Regions from separate parts of the Mus musculus genome. Here region 1 is linked to region 2. The links are chromatin loops, found by intact Hi-C in ENCODE. Cell type or tissue: left cerebral cortex. All regions are shown on one strand. Each heading gives the region's core, and the rest is flanking DNA. Links, peaks and the distances in the headings are about the cores only.

Region 1 (2,917 bases), core at 219-2,718, 200 kb after region 2:
CATCCTTAAATCAAAGAGAAATTCAATCCAAAATTAAAACCATGTAAAATAAAATAACAGGAGCAGGGCACGGTGGCTTATCTCTGAGCTCCTCGGTGCTTGGGGTGGCCCAGGCAGGAGGAGGGGAAATTAGAGGCCAGCTTTGATTACACCATGAGCTACTGTCTCAAAAGACAAATAAACAAATAAGTCTACACGCAGCTTAAGGCATAGCAGATAAATAAAATCACTCCCATACGAAGGAAAGATAATAAAAAAATAAAAGAACACAGTTTTATTGGTGGATTAGGGAACTCTCAGTGGAGAGTTATACCTCTTTCTGGGCTTACTGGTTCTCTGCTTCTGGGTTCATCAGTTCACTGATAAAAAGAGCTCCTTAGGCAGGCAGATGTTCATGAGTGTAAGGCCAGCCTGATCTACACATCAAGTTCAGGACCAGCCAGGGTTAACAGTAAGACCTTTAGTTTTAAACAAACAAACAAACTAACTAACTAACAAACAAACAAAATCTTCTTTTGGGAAAAAAATGAGTCGAGCACTCATATACTTTCCTGAATTATGAAATGGACACGTGTGAATTTGCCACTGACCCTAAGTGTCCTTTTTGTTGCCCAGGTTCTCCAGGAGCAGATCCGTGCCAGGGACAACATCAGCTATGGAACTAATTCTGCCTTAAAGACGCTGGAGATGCGCCAGCTCTCTGGCTTGGGAGATCTCCGAGGAAGAGTTGCAAGGTAGGTGCCCTCAAAACATCCCACGGAAGTGTCTTGGGGAAGGAAGGGTTATTTTGGCTCACAGCTGGAAGTTACAGTCCATCAGGTGGGGAAGATGTGTCATCAGGAGTGTGAGGTGACTATTCTCATGGGGTTCAAGGTCAAGGAGCAGAGGGAGATGGGTTATAACTAAGATTGATTTCTTCTTTTTATTCAGTCTGGGACGAGAGCCCCTGAGGCGGCTCTGGCCACACTCAGGGTAGGTTTTTCCCTCTTCAGTTTCGCCTCTCTAGTAACGCCCTCACAGCTAAGCCCAGAGGTCTTCTGGGTGATTCTGAATTCAGTCAAGCTGGCCAGGAAGATGACCAGTACAGCAGGTATTCAAATGTTGGAGACTTTACTCCTTGAGAGCAATTTCGTTTGACGTTGAGATGCTCAGGGAGTAAAGTGCTCACTGTTGGAAGTTTGCTGAACTGAGGTGGAAGGAGGGCACTAACTCCACGAGGTTGTTCTTTTCTCTCAGATCTCTCTCTCTCTCTCTCTCTCTCTCTCTCTCTCTCTCTCTCTCTCTCTCACACACACACACACACACACACACACACAGAGCACTGCCCTCATCACCACCATCATCATAAATACCCATACTTTTTATGAACTCCAATTTAGTGAAGAAGTCCAGTAATTTCTTTTACTACCCCCTTTCTAGCTTTGACCACAGAAGCTACTGGCAGACTTCAACCCTGGGTGTCAGCCTGCCATGATTTCTTTCAGTGCCAAAACTGGCTGGGTCATCATGGGAGGAAATGATCAGAGAGCGCCCTCTGCTGGTGGAAGTTATTTGGTCACGTAATAGTATGGTCAGTGAATCACGTAACTCACAGCTTACTGTTTGAATGCCTTTTCAAATGTTCATCTTTGTTATAATTAACTTTTTTTTTATTTCCTGAAATTATTGATTTCCCATAGGCTGGAAATTTTAATATGTGTTTTCCTATAAGTGTGGAAAGTGATTTTCTCTTTACTTGGGTATTTTCCATGAACCCAGAGCCTCAGGATTACCTGGGATATTTCTTCAAATGTATTTTGTTTACAGTTACATTTATGCGCTTATGCGCACAGGTGTGTATACACACGTGTGTGTACTGTGTCACCTGTGTGGATATCAGAGGATAAATGCAGAAATCAATACTCTCCTTCTACCCCACCTGTCTCGGGAAACTCAAGTTATCGGGTCTAGCTAGTGCTTTTACGGGTTGTGCCTTCTTCCTGGCTCTTACCTGGGACCTTGTGAGCAATGTCCACTGCTCCCACGTCCCACAGCTACTGAATTAGAATCTGTTTCTAAAGAGATACCTGGGTTCTAGGCGCACTATATTTGAGAGTTGTTGCAAGAGGCCTTCCCTTCCGGATTACTTTTAGCTGGCTGGGATGAAGTTGTCCTGACTACAGTTGGGCCTCTTTTACCCTCTGCTGCTATCAAGCGCTCAGTACAACTTTACAGCTAATAATGGGGATTTGGAGCAAAGACGCACTTTCAGCCAGTTTGGGGTAGCAGTGAGCTCAGGTGAGCATGGGATGAAATTAGGAACGAGACCAACAGAGACCAGGCACTGTTAAGGCCGCAGAGAGAGCCACGGTCTGGTGTATTTGTGACGAAACCTAGTTATTGATTGATGTCCATAGGTGCTACAGTAGAGAAAGAACCTCACCAAGATGCTAAGTCTCCATTTTCTGAAGAAGCAGAGGGGTTCAGCCTTCTTGGAAAAGGCTGACCCCCGCCTAGCTCACTGCAGTTACTTTATTCAAACATCATACAAGGTTAATTGGGGCTGGGAAAGGTTCCAGCTACCAAAGTTATCTTGCCCTTGCTGCCCCTGAGAGCAGACAATTCCCACAGATCTCGGTCCCTTTTGACCATGGCTAGCCATAACCAAAAGAAAGAATTCCTGGTTTGTCGGGAGCACCTTGGGACCAAGGTCGGGGCAGCTGCAGGCTCTCACGTAGCACCAAGTGCAGATCCTCTAAACAAATAACATCTCTTCAAGGTTCAAACAGCCACAGAACAATTTCTCAGCTTCTATTGATTGACCCAAACACAGCAAAGGCTTTGCTGAGACACTGCACTCAAAGCCAGACACAGCGGCTTACTATACATTTCCCTTAAAGCCAGACATAGCGGCTTTACTATGCATATCACAACATCT
Region 2 (2,917 bases), core at 268-2,767:
GCTGTTTGTTTCAGATAATTATTTTTTACACTTTTTGTCATGCTATGTTACTTTTGTGTGTGTGTCTATTTATGCCTATGTAAATATATATATACATAAGTATATATAAATATAAATATACATATGCAAAAACGGGCACTCAGGCTTCCGCCTCTGCCTCGATGTGATGCAAGTTTCCTTATTTTAGGAATGCTAAAATTAAATGATGAGGTAATATTAATCACATCCTGAGAAACAAAGACTACCTTCCGCTGGGTGGCCTGAATGTACAGCAATAGCCTTTTGTTAATAGTCTGCTCTCCCAAAATCCCCATTCTTCCCTCAAAATCCCCCTGAATTCATAATGACCTCAATTCAAAACATGCTCGATCCCATCTGAAATCTCCTCTCTCTGTGAGCCGCCTTGGTGTTGCCAGAATCAAGTTTGTTAAAGAAACCCACATCTATAAAAGGACACATGCTCTCGGTGATCAAGGAATTGGAGGCCCACATCTTAACATTCTATGAACCTCAGTCTAGTTGATGTCAACAAATGTTGCCAATTGTGTAACAGCCACGATCATCAGAGCAGCTGTGACTACTTACAAGCAGCCTTCAAGAGTCTGCCTGCTAAGTGTTGGTTCCTGCATAGAAGGAGTCAGTGGGACACTGACTTGTCACCTGGATTCCAGGGCTCCTCTGGTAACTATCTCCTTTCCAGTTGCCCCAGCTGTAGCTGGCCTTACAAACACTCTATTTTACGACTTGCTTTACTAAGTTGTAACAATGTAAACACTGAAGAACTTTAGGAAAAGGAAGTGTAATGTTACAACCAAAGAGTATAACATCACAGAAACAGTTAAAATAATTATGAAAGAATTACAAGCCAGGCAGCCAGGGCTCAACAGCAACAATGTATCTACAACAGGTTGGTAACAATGTGAAAATAGTATAAGAAAAAGAAAGGCCAGGACAACTGGAAAAGATATTACTTGGTCCTAGTTTGCTCTGATGCTGTGATAAAATGTCAAGATAAAAAGCAACTTAGGGAGGATAAACTTTATTTGGTTTACAAGTCATTATGTAGAGGAGCCTGGAGGCAGGAGCTCCGGCAGAGATCATGGAGGAGTGCTGCTTATCAGCTTGCTCTCCAGGGCTTGCTCAGTTTGCTTTCTTATATATCCCAGAACCACCTGCCCAGGGGTGGCACCATTCAGTGAGCTGGACCCTCCCACATCAATCATTAATCAAGAAAATGCCCCATAGGCATGCCTACAGATAATCTGAGGGAAGCATCTTTATAGTCGAGGGTGCTCTTTCCAGCTGACTCTGGCTTGTGCTAGTTGACAAAATAACTGGCACACACTTGTTAGGAGGTTGCTACATAAATGTTTCTTTTCTCTTCTGCTGTGATTTATCATTATGCTTTTTACAGTGCTGAGTGTTGAACCTGAGTTTCATGCATACTAGGCAATTGCTCTACTAATGAGCTACAAACCCAGTGCTGGCCCTAAGGTGATTCCTTCCATCCTTCTTCCTCCTCCTCCTCCTTCTTCTTCTCCTTCTCCTTCTTTCTTCTTCTTCTTTCTTCTTCCTTCTTTTCTCCTTCTTCTCCTTCTTCCTTTCTTAACTATGTATAGGTATGGTTGTGTGGGTGTGTGCATTTAAGTGTAGTGGCAATGGTGGCCAGATGAGGGCATCAGATTCCGCTACAAGGGCTGGGAACTGAACTTGGGTTTGTGAGAATAGTACACACTCTTAACCATGGAGCCAACTCTCAAGCTTCTATGACTTTCTCAATGCCTACATTTTATTTTTATGGTTTGTGCATGTGTGTAAACCAGAGGATGATGTCAGAATGTCTTTTCCATTATTTTCCACCTTTTTTTTTTTTGAGACAGGGTCTCTCTAACGGAACCCACGGCCTATGACTGATTGGATAGACCGTCTGGCTCCTGCACTCTAAGAGATCTGCCTTTCTCCTACCCACTCCCAGTGCCAAGGTTACAGAGGGCTTACCCCTATGCCTGGACCTTACAATTTTGTCTTTGAGACAGGCAATTAACCATGTATTTTTATATATTTTAAAAACATCTTTCCCCCCCACCTCCAAGAGGAAGAATCACCCCACAATGATGATGAATATTCCTCAATTTTATTATTTTACTATTCAATTATATATATATATATATATATATATATATATATATATCACCATGACTAATCAGACTTCTGTTAAGTTTGCACTTCTGTATTCATAATTACTTAGAATAAGCCTCAAGAGAGAAAAACACAATAATCCTAGCAGAATTATAAAATAAAAGTCTATCCCACAACAGTGCCCTTGTTTAATAGTGTGGCCAGGCACTAAATACTGTGTCTCCTAAAAAGTATTTTTACACAGGGGCTGGGGTGTAGGACTCATGCCATGGTGAACATGTGGAACTCAGAAATCAGAGGGCAATTTGAATGAGTTGTTCACCCCTTCAAGCCTGTAGGTTCTGGTGATCCAAGCATTTTGGAGGACTGAACTGTCTCCCAGACCTGACCAAGCATTGTATCACTGTTTGAAACAAAACAGCAGAATTGTAACAGAGAGCAAGTAACTCTTTTCATGTATTAAAATAAATATGCCAGGCCCCAAAATAGGGCATCCACTTTCTCAGGAGCTGTGATTTCTAAGCAATTTAAAATAATTAGCTCTGGCTAAACATTGATCTGAATGCTCGTTTCTTGGTTTCAGTTTATAGCCACTTAAAGGGACATTTTATTGATCACAGCCGGTAATGTGCTTAAAATAATGGCACAATAATGGAATCTTCCATAATTATTGAAGCTTACAGTATATCTAACCATATCTGTACTGGCCTGCTTGGAAAGGGAAAGCCCTATCTAAACTGAAAAGTCTATGAAGACATCAGACATTCTACAGCACACT

What was found. Peaks named below come from ENCODE experiments on the same cell type or tissue, not always from the same donor. Only the 100,000 strongest peaks of a DNase experiment are listed, where the experiment ranks them.
Region 1: a loop joins it to region 2, with 2.5 times the contacts of the local background. A loop is called at or near these places in 9 of 42 quality-filtered maps.

Annotation. Positions count from the first base shown.
Region 1 is chr9:70,108,075-70,110,991 of GRCm38, reverse strand. It overlaps Fam81a (family with sequence similarity 81, member A), which reads left to right. Exons shown (of 9, transcript NM_029784.2): 4 at 616-734. Among named protein-coding and RNA genes, the nearest start is that of Gm39369, 26 kb to the right of the region's middle. In left cerebral cortex, for the core only: a CTCF peak has its summit at 1,526 (motif pointing left); DNase peaks (open chromatin) are centred at 685 and 1,525.
Region 2 is chr9:70,312,980-70,315,896 of GRCm38, reverse strand. The region is part of intron 4 of Myo1e (myosin IE); the gene reads right to left. Among named protein-coding and RNA genes, the nearest start is that of Gm40531, 16 kb to the right of the region's middle. In left cerebral cortex, for the core only: CTCF peaks have their summits at 273 and 1,677 (motif pointing right); DNase peaks (open chromatin) are centred at 300 and 1,669; H3K27ac peaks cover 424 bases.